Linked DNA regions of Homo sapiens: regions 1 and 3 are each linked to region 2. Evidence: chromatin loops called from intact Hi-C (ENCODE). Cell type or tissue: heart left ventricle. All regions are shown on one strand.

Evidence for each region. Peaks named below come from ENCODE experiments on the same cell type or tissue, not always from the same donor. Only the 100,000 strongest peaks of a DNase experiment are listed, where the experiment ranks them.
Region 1: it touches region 2 in a loop (2.4-fold over the local background); 4 of 110 quality-filtered maps call a loop at or near these places.
Region 3: a loop joins it to region 2, with 2.5 times the contacts of the local background. A loop is called at or near these places in 4 of 110 quality-filtered maps.

Annotation. Positions count from the first base shown.
Region 1 is chr20:48,749,408-48,754,407 of GRCh38, reverse strand. All of the region lies in intron 1 of PREX1 (phosphatidylinositol-3,4,5-trisphosphate dependent Rac exchange factor 1), which reads left to right. Among named protein-coding and RNA genes, the nearest start is that of PREX1, 76 kb to the left of the region's middle. RefSeq lists enhancers at 2,655-2,784, 4,387-4,982. In heart left ventricle, no CTCF peak of the experiment used is centred here; a DNase peak (open chromatin) is centred at 2,987; H3K27ac peaks cover 1,151 bases.
Region 2 is chr20:48,683,607-48,688,606 of GRCh38, reverse strand. All of the region lies in intron 10 of PREX1 (phosphatidylinositol-3,4,5-trisphosphate dependent Rac exchange factor 1), which reads left to right. Among named protein-coding and RNA genes, the nearest start is that of PREX1, 140 kb to the left of the region's middle. RefSeq lists an enhancer at 4,829-5,000. In heart left ventricle, no CTCF peak of the experiment used is centred here; a DNase peak (open chromatin) is centred at 2,000; H3K27ac peaks cover 623 bases.
Region 3 is chr20:48,759,385-48,764,384 of GRCh38, reverse strand. The region is part of intron 1 of PREX1 (phosphatidylinositol-3,4,5-trisphosphate dependent Rac exchange factor 1); the gene reads left to right. Among named protein-coding and RNA genes, the nearest start is that of PREX1, 66 kb to the left of the region's middle. RefSeq lists enhancers at 713-1,488, 2,935-2,984 and a silencer at 3,515-3,564. In heart left ventricle, no CTCF peak of the experiment used is centred here; DNase peaks (open chromatin) are centred at 991 and 2,834; H3K27ac peaks cover 3,977 bases.

The sequences.
Region 1 (5,000 bases), 66 kb before region 2:
TGCGGTTCATTGTCCACAGTCACTCACTGATGGCGCGTGATGGAGACTGTCTGGGTTTAAGGCCCAGCTCCTTCACTTGCCAGCCGTGTGGCTTTAAATAAGGTCTTTACTGCGCTGGGCCTTAGGCTCTTCTGTAGAATGGACATAGTAATAACAATGCCTGCCTCCTCGAGTTTGAGGATTAAAACACCTAGAGCAGCACCTGCACATAATGAGGCCTAAAGGTGTAGTTAGTGAGTTAAAAAGGTGTTCTTATTCTAGTTGCCTCTCCCAGCTCGATATCAGCTTACTTTCTGGAGCCTGTTCTCAGTTTCTCCCTGTCTCTCCCATCCTTTCTCCACATACCAGTCTCTCTTGAGCACCTGCTGTGTGCCAGCCTCTGTCCCAGGCGCTGCGTAGACGGCCAAGGAAATTGACTTCTGCCCTGAGGGAGCTGATACTTTAGTGAGGGAGATGATACTGAATGATCAAACCTATCCATACTTAATTGATAAGAGCACAGCCAATAGCGGAGACGTCTGTGAAGGGTAACAGGGTTCAGGTGGCTATGTAGTGGGTGAGATCCTCTCTTATATGGGTCCAGGGGTGGCCTGTGAGAGGAGGGACCTCTCCTGCCAATTGAATGTCTTGGGAAAAGCTCTGTAGGCAAAGAACAGCACGTGCGAAGGCCTGGATGCTGGGGGCCTGGTGTGTTCAAGAAACAAAAAGGAGACCAGTGTACCTGCAGCTGAGCCAGTGGGGTGAGAAGAGCCCGCATTAGACAGTATTTGGGCGGTGGAAGAGGTTGGATTTTTTTCTAGGTTTTAATTAGAGCCTTTTCTGAGGCAAGGATTTCTTGACCTTGTCACTGTTGTTTGCGGTCAGCTGTGTCTTTGTGGGGTTGTCCTGTGCACTGTAGGGTGTTTCGCAGCATCCCTGGCCTCTACACACTAGATGCCAGGAGCACCCCTGTCCTCAGTTGTGACAACCCAAAATGTCTCTAGACATTGGCACATGTCTTCTAGGGGGTAAAATCACCCCCAAGTTGAGAACCACTGGGCTCAGGTTAGGGCGACAGGTGAGACCTGGCCTGGCATCGGGAGACCTGGTTCTAATCTGTGTTTTGTCACCAGTTTGCTGTTTGACCTCAGACCAGTGTCTCATACTCTTGGTATCTCCATTAAGTGGGAGCTTGTTGGAGATGGCAAACTCATCATCCTTCTAACCCTCTCCCTGCCACATCCATGGCAGACATCACTAATCAATTATGATGTGGCTTCCTGCTCAGTCTAGAGCTCTGGGGACCCTGGAAACACTCAGGCTGGGAGCTGAGTAAACAGTCTCTCTGGTCCTTCTCTTATGCCCCAGAAGACCTGGATATACATTTAGAGGAACTTGAACGCCTGGGCTCGAGGAAACATGTGCATCACCTAGAGGAACTTGTATACCCATACCCCAGTCGACGAGAGTATACAGCTGAAAGAACTTACACCTGAGTGCCATTGTTTACAGTAAGGATGTTTGAAACAAGTGTCTGCAGCATGGCAGTGGTTACTTCATGCTGTGATTTTGACTAGTAAGCAATGAAATGAACAACTTGAGGTCTGTCTTATTGTGGATTCCCCAAAGAACATGACCCGAGACTGATTCAAGGGCAAGTAGCATACTTGGGAGGTCACCCCAGGAAGCATCAATAGGAGAGTGGGGGAGTGAGGCAGGGAGGAGAAGGCAGCCAAGAAAGGTGTGTCATCAAGCGGGTTACCATGGGGGCCACCGGAGCTGAATCCATCAAGGCACTCGGGGAGATAGTGTCCATCGAGTGCCTCAGTTTCCTCATCTGTCTTTTCATGCCAGGTCCTGCTGGCCATCACTGAGGGCTGCTCCCAGGCAGTCTTACTTCTTCCGCACCTCTGGCCTGCCCTGCACATGAGAGCGGGGTCTTCAGGCCAAGAGATGCAGGTGCTGGCAGCTCGATGTGGTGTGGGGTAAGGGTGGGGTCTGGATAGCAGATGTTGCCCAGTGTACATATCAACATGGGTAAATGTGGAAGACATGATGTTGAGTGAGAAAATCAAGTTGCTGAAAGCATGCTACTTATAAAAATGTTGTGAACATGCAAAACAATATTCTCTCTTGCTTATAGATGCACACAGCTTGGTAAGTGGGCAGAGGCATGCGTGGGAATGAGGAGCACCAGCTCCAAGTACCTTGCAGGGAGAGAAGGTGCCCAGTGGCTCACCTCTCTCTGTAATGATTCCTTTCTGCCTTTTCTACTTAATACATGGAGGTTTGATATTTGCATGGTACTGTGGGTAAACTGAACTAATCTCGAGTGCATACTGCTGGGGCTTTGCATATGCAGTGACCTGTGTCTCCACTGCTCAGATCAAGATATAGAACATTTCCAGCACCCCCAAGAGCCTCCTCATCCCGTTTCCAGTCTGTGCCTCCCCTAGACTTGTTGAATTTCTTTTTGCAAATGGTTTCAAGCAAATTCGGTGTAGTATTAAGATTTGCCAAAGCTGGGTAGTGATGAGTTTGTGGGTGTTTGTTGTTTCTCTCTATTCTTTTCTGTATCCCTGACGTATTTCATCATCACATTCATAAAATGAAGAGGAGGACTTGGGCAGATGTGAGGACAAGTGGTCCAGGCATGGGCAAAGCTTCCGAGGCTGGAGGAGTTTCTCAGGCAGCCCTGGAAATCCTGAGAACAGTATTGTGTCTAAGGGAGGCTTCGGAGATGAGAGCTGCTTTTGACCTGAGTGTTTCAAAGCTGTCAAGCCTTGGACAAAGGAAGAGTCGCCCTGGAGGGTCCCTTTCACCATCCTGCCAGTGCAGGGGACGCCGTGCTGCCTGGAAAAGCCAGTCGTGCCTTGGGCAGCAGGAGGGCTGGTCCCAGAGCCTCTGCTGCCCATTCTTTCCGGGTCACGAGCTGCCCATTGTGGCCTTCACACCGGCTTGTTTGCAGTTCCTCAGTGGGTGGCCCGAGCCTCCCATTGTTGCAGCACAATAGCGGTGGCAGAGCTCGTGTGAAGAAACCAGGACAGGAAGCCCCAATCTAGGCCAGCGGAGTGCGGCACTCCCAGCTTCCTGCCCTCCCTGGCTGTGCTGGGTGAGGCTGCCTTTGTCTCCCTCTAGTCTGGGGAGGCTGGAGCTTGACTTCCTGTCAGTATCCCAGGCCCTGTTAAAACATCCTCTAGGAACCCCAGTCCCTGTCCCCTCCGCTCATTGTCGTTTCAAAAACAGGATCCACAGACTTCCAAGGAGCCTGAGTCGAGGTCTCCGGCATGGGTCAGGCACTGTGCCAGGCGCATTCCAAACCTTCCTTTGATTTTCAAGCACCTGCTATTTGCTGAGCACTACATTTGGCCCTGAAGACGTAGCTGTGAACAAGACAGGCAGGGTCCCTGCCTTCAGGGAGCTTCCATTCACTTTATCCCATGACATTCTAAAAGGTGCTGTATTCCTATGATTCCACTGGGAAGAGTAAATGAAGACTTAGAGAGGCTAGTGCACTTTCCTGAGGTCACACAGCAGGAAGGACCCATGGTTGAAACTCAGACTCACCAGTTTCCAAACCTGGCCTCTGATGTTGGATTGGGGGTTATGGTTTCATCCCAGCCATGATCCCTGCTTATCCTGGCCTTTCCCTTAGGAGCTTGTATAGATTGCTTAACCTCAGTTTCCTCATCTGTCAAATGAGCTCCTAACGCAAGATGGGAAGATAGGAGTTTGCATTAAGAAGAGGAGGGCCTCTTGGCGGAGGTGACATTTGAACTAAGGCCGGATGGATGAGGAGGCTGCTCAGGGCAGAATGGGGGAGAACATCTTGCAAGCAGGAACAGCATATGCAAAGGTCCTGAGGCAGGAGTGTATTTGGCAGGTGGATAGAATCTAGAATGAGAGTGTGGCTGAAGATTATTTATATTGAGGTGTGTGGGAGGATGAAGTACTGGAAGATGAGATCAGAGAGATTAACAAGGACAAGATCATGGGGACCATGGAAAGATTTGGATTTTAAGTGCAGTGGGAAGCCATGGAGATTTTAAAGGCATGGATTGACTGATCTCCTGTACATATTTAAAGGGATCTCCCTGGCTGTGTGTGTAGAGAACAGACTTTTGGGAGGGTGAAGGGGACCAGGAGGGAAATGGCTGTGTTAGTCCAGGCAGGAGATGATGATGGCTTGGACTGGGGGGGTGGTGGCTGTGGAGATGGGGACCAGTGGTTGTAGTATTCAGGTAAAGCTGGTAACATTTGCTGATGTATTGGAAATGGAGTGTCAGAGGAGAGGGGCTGAGGACGGCTAGTGGGTTTTGGCTAGAGCCCTTGAAAGACAGAGGTGCCATTAAGTGGGGAAGAGTTCGGTGTGAGTTTGGGAAAGGTCATTAATTAAGTGTTGGACAGGCTGAGTTTGGACATCCAGGTGGAGACACTGAATCTGCAGCTGGAGATAAGAGTCTGGGGGTTTCAGGGGAGAAGTCCAGGCTGGGGATATAAACATGGGGGTCATAAAAAAAGGGGATTTAACCCATTTATGCTGGAGGTTGCAATTTTTTTTTTTAATAAAAAATCAGACCTTGGCAATGACCTTGAAGAGTAGGATATAAGTAACTCCCACAAGCTTAGCATTCCAGTAATGGAACACTAGGCATAAATGGGTTAAAGCCCCAAGACTGGCTGAGATGGCTCTGCACTCTGTGTGGACAGAGACGAAGCTGCTTCCTGTGTCTTGCCTTCCTCTGTGACTCGCCATGTGGACTGTCATTGCGCCCCCTCCCAAGAGGCTTGAGTCTGGGCAGGTGGCCGGGCTCCCGGGGGCAGGCATGGACGTGTCGTGTCTCTGGGTGATGGAAAGGATCTGACAGCCTTGTGCAGAGGGCTAGCCTCCTCTCTGCTTACCTGCTCCGCTTCCCCTGACCCCAGCACTATCTTGGGCTGTCCCCGCCATCTCTCCTGCACTCAGAGATCTCCCTAGACAAGCGTGGTGGGATGAGACAGGCCCCTGCAGCCCATGTCTT
Region 2 (5,000 bases):
GTGGGGCAGATCATCCCCATCCACCCATGCAGCCTGGCCCTGCCCAGGAGCCATCCTGGGCAGAGTGACAAAAGGACCTGAATCCTTATGGAGCAGCCCTCAGAGATCAAGAAGGCTAGTGGGGTCCCTAAATCAGGTCTTTCAACCTACTACCAGACATAATTTTCCATTGTGACCTGGTACACCCATTCATGTAATATATGATTGAAGCTGAGGTTTCACAGAGCTTACTGTGCTTGATCCCACTCTGAAAATATCTGTTTCTGTTCTCTTCTGTTCTTTCTATTCTATTCAAGTTGCTTCTTCATTCATTTCAAAATTAATGCTGGCAAGACCCATGACATTGTTTCACAAAGCACTAACGGTTTGAAAAATGCTGCTGTAGCACTTGGGAAAAGAGAAGCCACTCTAGGCATTTCAAGCAGAGAGGTATTGAACACAGGTAATTGATTACAAAGGTGTTTTAAGGGCTGGAAGAATAAAGGTAGGCCCCCCACCCCCACCCCATTTTTTTTTTGGCTGGGGCTGCCATAACAAAGTGCACAAAACTGGTGTGGCTTAAACAACAGAAATGTATTGCTTCACAGTTCTGGAGGCTGGCAGTCCTAGGTCAGGGTGTTGGCAGGGAGAGTATCTGGTGAGGCGTCTCTTCCTGAGTTACATGTGAGGGGCGAGGGAAGCTTCTATAAACTTCTCAGTGCCCAGAGCCTCCACTTTCTCTGTTTGGGAAATACAGCCCCATTTTATAACTGGAGTTCAAAGGGGTCAGAACACAGGTGTGACAGGCTGGCTCTTACACGCAGGTCACCTGAGGGAGAGGGCTGGGGCACGGGAGAGGTAGAAGAAATCCAGTCCTTGTAAAATGGTCAGGCTGTTTTAAGGCCCTACAATGTGCTAGACACTCCGGAGAGGACAGTGCCAAGGGCTTGCAACCTCATGAAGCTTGTGGTGCAGCTGGGGAGAGAGGTTTGCCGGCAATGCGGGAACTTTATTTAGAATGTAAGGACTTAAACTCCCCCCAACTTCCCTAAAGCCTTTGCAGAGGCCTAGGGTAAAAGCTGCCACTTTATCACAGTGCTGTGGACCAGGTGAGAGGTTGTGTGGGCCAGGCTTGAGCCAGGATGGTCATTGTGGAGACAGGGAGCAGTGGCTGTGTTCTGGATAACTTGAAAGGCAACAGCATTTGCTGATGGGGTGGAAAAGTAAAGGGAGTTCAGGACTTTAAGGCGCTGGAAAGCTGCAGTTGCTCCTTTGAGAAGGAGAAGAAGATGGCGGGAGGAGCAGGCTGCAGGGGGCCGTGGGAAGCCCACGAGTGCAGTTGTGGACGGGTTATGTCAGGCTGGTAGACACCCACATGGAGATGTGGGCTTGTTGGTTGGTTGCAAAATCTTGACTTGGGGAGAAAGGTCTGCATTGGGGACCTACACATGGGAGATGGTGTTAAATGGTCTTTAAAGCCATGAGACGGCCTGAACTGTGCAGGGGAACCTGAAGGGATAGAAGAGGCAGGCCTGGGCCCTGGGGCCCGATGATGGCATTGGAAGGAGGAGGGGGCAGAGACCTCTGAGTGGAGCTGCTGGCGAGAAGGTGGCACTCCTCCGGAAGCCAAGGGGAGGAAGAGGCGGGGAGGCAGGAGCAGGTCCCTGGGAAGGAGCAGGAGCCCGGTGGAGGCTGAAATGCTGATAGACATTCAGGGTGCAGTATGGATGTTGGGCAGGCCACGGAGGCTTAGTGTGGACTTGGGGACAGCTGGCACTCATGGCCTGAGGCTTGTGGTGGAGGGGCAGCAAGTAGAAGGGTTCAAACCTGCAGGGCGCCATGGACTCTATTGCCCTGTTGCCCTCAAGGGCCTTGGTGCCCTATTTTCCTCAAAGATCAGGAACTCCAGCTCTGAGCTTCCATGGAGAGGAGAGTTTGGGCCTTGGAGTCCTGCTGGCTGGGGCAGGCGGGGCGGGGCAGCCTGGCTGGCCTTTTCAGCCAACTCCTAATCCCACAGGAAAGGAGGTTTTTCTCTCAGGAGGGGCCTGCTTCCGGGCCCCCTGGGGCCAGAGAACCTTCCCATCTCCTGCCAAACTGCTCAGTCCGGACCGATGAGGCAGCCTGTCTGTGATCAGAACTTCGAGGAGTTCTGCCTCCTCAGGAAGGATTAGAGAGATTTCTTTTACTGCCCATTTGAAATGGGGCCAAGATAGCAGCTTGTTTTGTAACTGCAGGTCCGAAAGGGCCAGCCTTTCTGCAGGAGATTATTCTGATAAACTCTTCTCCCTGCACGGCTTTGCTCTGCACACAGCCGTAGGGTGTGTGATCCTGCTACCCCCGCCAGGGTCCCGCTACTGAATCTTCTTGTCCAAGATGCGTCCCTGGTCCTCCAGGGTAGAAGGACTTGGTAGCCTCCGAGATATTGATCAAGCCCTTTGCTGCATGTGCTGGCATTCAGCCATGTCTTTTAATCCCCACACAACACCGTGAAACAGTCACTGCCACTACCCCCATTTTAAAAGTGAGGAAACCGAGGCACAGAGAGGGGAAGGGTTCTGTACAAGATCACAAAGCGACACTGGTGCTGTCTCCCACTGTACTTTGCCTGTCTATTCATTTTTATTTCTACTCAGCACATTTTATTTTTCCCTAGCAGTTCCTCTCTCTACATCTGTCTCCACTGTTAGGGAACTGCATGAATATAAAAAGTGTCTGATTTATCTTTTGGTTTTTAGAGACAGGGTCTCGCTCTGTTGCCCAGGCTGGAGTACAGTGGTGTGATCATAACTCACTGTAGCCTCAAACTCCTGGGCTCAAGCGATCTTCCTGCCTCCTGAGTAGCTGAGACTACAGGTGTGTGCCACTGTGCTAGGCTTCTATAGCTAATTTTTATTTTTTTTTGTACAGATGGGGGTCTTGCAAATGCTCTCGCCTTGGCTTCCCAAGGTGCTGGGATTACAGGCGTGAGCCACTGCACCTGGCCTGATTTGTCTTTATCACCCCCAAGGGTTGGCTTTGAGTTAGACTTGGACTCAAGTCTTGGTTCCCTCACTTTCTAGCTGTGTGACATTGGGGAAGTTTCTTAACCTCTCTGAACCTCAGTGAACGATCAGTTAAAGGGAGATAATAAAATGTGCCTCTGAGGACTGTCGGAGGATACAGTGAGAGAACACGTGACGTGTGCAGCACAGTGCTGGTGAGACTCGTGGGAATCGTACTGGCTGTGCATGATGAGTGTATGAAGGAGGGGCCTCTTTCTGCCCTACTCAGAGAAAAATCTCTTAGATGCCACATTTAAAAAGCAAAGAATAAAATCTGTGTGTATTAATGTGGAGGGTGTCCTGGGAGGAGCATGGCCTGTGCCCTCTGGCATCGTCAGATTAGTAGGGGAGACAAAACAGATTCACTCATTCATTCACCCACTCAGTGTTACCGAGTCCCTGCTATGTGCCAGTCGGGAATAGGACAGATGAAGTCCCTGCCCTCATAGAGGTAAGCATCCAGTGGGGGAAATCAGACAACAGAAGAGGAGACAGATAGAAAGAAGGGAATTTCAGCAACTTGATGAATGCGCTAAGGAAATACTTAGCGTGAAGTCAGGACAAGAGGAAATGGGGCTGGTTCAGAAGAGTGGGCAGTCAGGACCTCTCAGGGGAAGTGACATTTAACCACGATCTGAAAGACAAGCAAGAGCCAGCCATGAGAGGGTGTGGGGAACAGCATTCCTGGCTTAGGAAGCAGTAGGCGCGAAAGCCCTGAGGCTGCAGTGAGCTTTGAGTGATGGTGGAACAGGAGGAGGCCATTGTGGCTGGAGCCTGAGTGGTCAGAGGGGCAGGAGATGTGGCCTCAGCAGTTAAAGTGGGTCACCTCAGGCAGGGCCTTGGCAGGCAGCTCACATTTCCGTCTTGGTGCTGTGGGAAGCCACTGGAGGAGTCTCGGTAGTGGAGTGAGATGAGGATCCAGATCGAGGGCATTGGTGGAGCTGTCGGAGCTCAGGGTTACCAGGTATGACGCGGCGTGTCTGGCAGGGGCCGTCAGGAAAAGCTTCCTGGACGAAGGCCTTGGGTTTCACCCTTGGCAGAGATTAGATGCTGTTCAGTTATGGACGTCTGCCAGAGGGAAAGCTCCAAGGTGGAAGGGGCCTTGGTGTCTTGGCCACCTGTACGCACAGGTGCAGGGTGTTAGTGTGCACGAGAGGGTCGGTAAGGATTTGTCCAACATTGTCATCTCCAGGAGGCATCCCTGAGCCGTGGAGTCACAGGGATGGGTATTCCACTGGGTACCCCCCAGTCCCTACCCTCTTGGAGCCCACGGCCCATGGAGGAATCAGGCAAGAACAAGGGATTCTTGTGTTGGGTCATAAGTGGTACCTTGGGCCTGAGCTCAGGCGGCTTTCTTAGGAAGACTGCAGAATGTATTCCTTGTGCCTCACCCTGGCCGTGGCCCATTGTAGGCTAAATAGATGTTTAGTGGGTGAATGATTCTAGGAGGCGGGAAGGAAGGAGGGATGAAAGCTGACACATCCTAACTCTCAGCTCACCATGCCATCCCTGACTCTCAGACTGCCCATCAAGCTAGATTGCCTTCTCCTTGTATCTCCAGCTCTCCTCACACTGTCCTGAGCTGTGTCTTTCTGGGAGCTTGGACCTAGCTGCCCTTTGCATGCCAGCGCCCCTCCCCACTGGCAGATCGCTGGTTTCCTGACCTTACCTCTCAGGGCTTCTGTGTGCGCTGATCCCCTTGCCCAGAACACTCTCCCCTGTACCCCAGAGGTGGCTAGCAGTGCCCCACTGACCTGATAGAGTTAGCAGACATGTTTTCCTCGGCCCACGTAGTGCTTTCAGAAAATGTTGGACTCGATATGAACATTTAATGATGGGGAGATTTCACAGGAAATGCTGGATTTCCTCACTCTCCCGAGAAGCTGTTAGATGCGTTCGTCTTCTAACATAATGGGCCATGATGGGCTACACTGAAGAGTGGCTGCCAGCTTTAGACACGGCAGGCCCCGGCTGGTTCTG
Region 3 (5,000 bases), 76 kb before region 2:
GGAAGGTGGTGTATTCACAGGTTCCGTGGATTAGTATGTGGACGTCTTTGAGGGATTATTGTTCAGCCCACCACAATGGTCAAGGGCTGTTGGGGCCTCTCTGAGAGTCCTCTGATGTCTGCAAGCTCTGGGTCCTTTCTGTCCTGCAAGTTCTCCCTCCTTTCACGTTGGATCAGAAGGCCTGGCACTGTATTGGGCTCCAGGGACAGAAGTTTCTTCCCTTGTGGAGCTTGGGGGTCACAACTTTAATGATGTGGCCCCATCACTAGTGGGAAGTGAGTGGCTGGTCAGGGAAGCTGAGATCGCAAGAGAGGGTTAGAGTGGATGTGGCAGAAAGTCAGAGCCTGGACTCTGATGGCCCCGAGGTCAGAGGCCAGCTTTGTCTGCTTAGCTGCATGCTCTGAGGCTGCCGCGTCAGCCACTGAGAACCTCGGTCTCCTTTTTCGTAAAATGGAGATGAGATTGTCTAGGATGAGGCAATCGTGGGAAGCATTGGGTACATAGTTGACACTCCCTAAACTGAAGACCCCAAGCTGCAGCCAAGCAGCCAGTGTCTGTACTCCTAAGACTGGCCCTTCTGCTGCCAGAATTCCCTCCCTGGGGCCGAGCAGGCTCTGGGAAAAATCAATGGGAGGAAACCTCCATGGCTGCACCTCCCTCACTGAGGCCTGGGCCCTGAATGCCACTATTTTTACATTCTCTCACTTTTGTGCATTGTTTCCTGACTCTACAAATACAATCCTTCACCAGCTAAGGGGGGACTGCTCGCCCTCCAGCCCCAGGAACAATTGTTTGGGAAGATGGAAAAAAAATAGTTGGACTGAGGAAAAAACAAAACCTCTTGAAAGTCATTGTCTTCAGATGTCAAGTGTCAGCCCCACAGAGAGGAGACCGCATTCCACTCATTGTCCTGCTGCAGACAGGCACAAGGACCCCAGGATGTCCAGCCACCCCGCCCTGCATCCTGGGGCCCCGAGTGACTTGGTTCTCTTTGTCCAGGACATTCCGGCGGGAAATGCCACCCAAAGCAGGGCCTGTTCCCAGCCACCACTGTCTCCGTCACTTGAGGCTTTTCCTTCCAGCCACACGCCCATGCAGGCCCCAGATGGGCGAGGGCTGGTGCTGACGATAAGGGCTACAGTTCGTACAGTGCTTCCTAGTGCATTTTATCCTAACCCATCAAATTCTCCCCATGCCCCCGTGATGCAGGTATCTATTTCTTTTTTCTTCTTTTGGTGTAATAGTGTGAGATATAATTCACGTACCACCATACAGTTTACCCATTTGAAGTGTACAGGTGAATGGTTTTCGGTATATTCATAGAGTTGTACCACCATCTAATTTTAGGACCATTTCATCACTTCAGAAAGAAACTTCATATTGGCTGGGCATGATGGCTTACGCCTGTAATCCCAGAACTTTGGGAGGCCAAGGCAGGTGCATCACCTGAGGTCCGTAGTTTGAGACCAGCATGGCCAACATAGTGAAACCCTGTCTCTACTAAAAATACAAACATTAGCCAGGTGTGGAGGCATGCACCTGTAATCCCAGCTACTTGGGAGGTTGAGGCAGAAGAATCGCTTGAACCCAGAAGGCGGAGGTTGCAGTGAGCTGAGATGGTGCCACTGCACTCCAGCCTGGGTGACAGAGCGAGACTTTGTCTCAAAAAAAAAAAAAAAAAAAGAAACTTCATACCATTAGCAGTCAGGTACCATTTTTATATCCCCATTTCATAGAGAGGGAAGCTGAGACACAGAGAGGCTGTTTAGGGTCACACAGCCAGCAAATGACCGAACCAGGATTTGAACCCAAAATACTTGGCTCTGTCTAGAGGCCATTTTCTTAGCTTTGCTATAATGCAATGGTTCTTAACCAAGGATGATTTTGCCTCCAGGGGACATGGGCAATGTCTGGACACATTTTTGATTGTCACAACTGAGGAGAGGAGGGTTGTTATTTGTATCTAGAGGGTAGAGGGCAGGGAAGCTGCTGAGTGTCTTATAATACTCAGGACATCCCTCACAGCAAAGAACTATCCACTGAACTGTCAAGGTACCAAAGTTGAGAATCTCTGCTAGAATCCCACTCTGATGAGCCCATTTTTCAGGAAAAAAATCAACAACTGAGGAGCCCAAAGGAGTAGGGAGAAGCTGGGTTGTGAATGGGAAGGATTTTAGACCATTTCTGACAACAGTGAAGGGAGATAAATTCTGAACGGCTTGGAGAAGACTTAGCAGGAAAAAGATCTGCATTCCATTAGTGATGTCTGCCCTGGGTGAGGGTAAAGGCGAAGTAGCAGGTTCAGGTTTGCCTTGCCTGTGTCTAGGACAGAAGTCTCACACTCAGGTGTTCACAGGGCGCAGCAGTGGGTTGGGTGGTGGGAAATTGAGGAGCACTTGTCCTGGGTGAAGGTGATGGCTATCACTCTGCTCTACAGCACCTGCAGCCTTGTGGGCATTTGAGACCCATGTGTCAGTTTTTTCAAAAGAAGCTTGGAATTTGGATTTTAATGGGAAACCTGATATTCAAACTTAGGCCCAAGTTTCTCAAACCCCTCTGCAGGCCAAAGGAATGATGCCTCTGAGTTACCAGTTTGAGACCCATAAGGTAGCCCCATCATGTAGAGGAGGCTCTGCATAAATATCTGTTGAAGGAAGGATGGGTTGTTGGTGAACTCAGGAAAGTTTGTAGGCCAGGCCCCAGCCCCTTGATGGGGGCTGCGTGAAGAAAAGCATTGGGTTCCTCTCAGTGTCCCCCACTGCCTTCCCCCACTGTTGCATCAGACCTCTTCATGACAGGTTGTTGCAACTTGTTTTTTGCATCAACTTCCTCTCCCGATGTGGTGGGGAACGGGGCGGGGTGGGGTGAGAACTGGGCACCTTTTACCAGGGCCTAGAATCTGGGTGGGGGTGGGAGTAGTCTACTCTAGATGATTGATTGACTAATTAATTAAACACATCCTTTTCGAGGGTCTGCTGTGTGCTGGGTCCAATCCTAGGCTCTGGGACACCACAGTGACCTAGACAGACAAACATCCTTGCCTTCCTGGAGGTGAGACTCAAGTGGGCTAGATGGATAATAGACTGATATAAACACACATAATGTCCATGGTGACAGGTGCTGTGAGGAAAACAGAGCAGGGATAGACGTTTTCGATAGGATTGTCCTGGAAAGACTGAATGTGCCTCGGGGCCTTTGCCCCGGCTGTTGACCCTGCCCATGATGCTGTGTCCTCCGATACACGCAATGCTGTTTGCTCCCTGTGTCTGCTCAAATGCCATCTTCTCAGAACGGCTTTCTCTGAACAGCTCCTTGAAATGGCATTCCCACCTTATCCTTCTCTGTTTTCTTACCCTGCTTTAGTTTTCTTTGTAGCAATCATTCCTACCTGCCATTTTATTTTAAAATCAGTGTATAGTCTGTCTCTGCCACTACTTTGTGAAGGTGGGGAGTTAGTCTGATTTGTTCATTCACTGATGTGTCATTGGCTCTTAGCGCAGTGCCTGGCACATAATAGGTGTGCAGTAAGTATTTGCTGACTACACAGGCGAATGTAAGAATGCATAAGTCCTTCCGTGGCAGGGTCATGGCTTATATCTGTGTCTCCAGCACCCAGCTCGGTGCCTGGTGCACGGCAGGCCCTGGTTAACACTTGCTGGGATGGTTGGTACTCGGAGAGGACTTGTCCCCCTAGAATATCATCACAAGCAACTTCCTGCCCCTTTCCTAGTCCAGCCTCCCTCTCCTGGCTCAGCCTTTCTGCCACTTTTTCCAGGAAGTGTTTGTAGTTACAAAGTGTTCACCTGCATCATTTCACTTAAACCTCAACAACTACTCCTCCCCCCCTTTTTGTTTGGTCCAGGAAATTGACTCAGAAGTGTGGTGACTTGCTGAAGTCACGTGGTTGGCAGTCAGCAAGGAGGATGGGGCAGGGCAGAGGGGTGCGCTGGTGGTGATGAGGATGTGGGGGGCTCTGCAGTTTATAAAGCCTTCCCCTTCTCATCTCACCTCAGGAGACTCGGAAGCAGGCAGTCTATAATAATAGAGCTATTTGCAGGATGGAAAAAACTAATAAAAATAAGTAAAAATAGTGTGGGATAAATGTGAGTGTGCTTGGTGCATGTAGAAGCCCTACAGATGTGGTTGATCCAAATCCAGGTTTCCTTAGGAAGCACAGTGGGTTCTGTCTACCTGCACCAGGGCTTGGACTCCCTGCAGACACTCTAGAAACTCAAGATGGGGAGATCATAATAGCCAATGCTTTTTTTTTTTTGAGGCAGGGTCTTGCTTTGTCATCCAGGCTGAAGTGCAGTGGTGCGATCTTGGCTCACTGCAACCTCTGCCTCCTAGGCTGAAGTGATGCTCTCACCTCAGCCTCTCGAGTAGCTGGGACTACAGGTGTGCGCCACCACACCTGGCTATTTTGTTTGTTTGTTTGTATTTTTGGTAGAGATGAGGTTTTGCCGTATTGATTGATTGCTCGAACTCCTGGGTTCAAGCAATCAGCCTGCCTCGGCCTCCCACAGTGTTAGGATTACAGGTGTGAGCTCACAGGTGTGAGCCTGGCCAATAATAGCTAATGTTTTTTGAGCACCTGCTATGCACCAGGGACCATTCAAGTGCTTGTTATGTGTGTTAGCTTCTGTAATTCTCATTGTAATCCTGTGTACTCATTTTATCCCCCGTTATAGAGGAGGAAATGGAGGCAGAGAGAATAAATAATTTACTTCAGGTCTTAGAGCTTGTAAGCAGCAGAGCTGGGATTTGAGCCCATTTAAATGCTTTGCCTGTAGTATTTCTTTTTTTCTTTCTTTTCTTTTTTTTTTTTTTTTTTTGAGATGGAATCTTGCTCTGTTACCCAGGCTGGAGTGCAGTGGTGCGATTTCAGTTCATTGTAACCTCTGCTTCCCAGGTTCAAATGATTCTCCTGTCTTAGCCTCGCAAGTAGCTGGGATTACAGATGTGAGCCACCATGGCTGGCTAATTTTTGTATTTTTTGT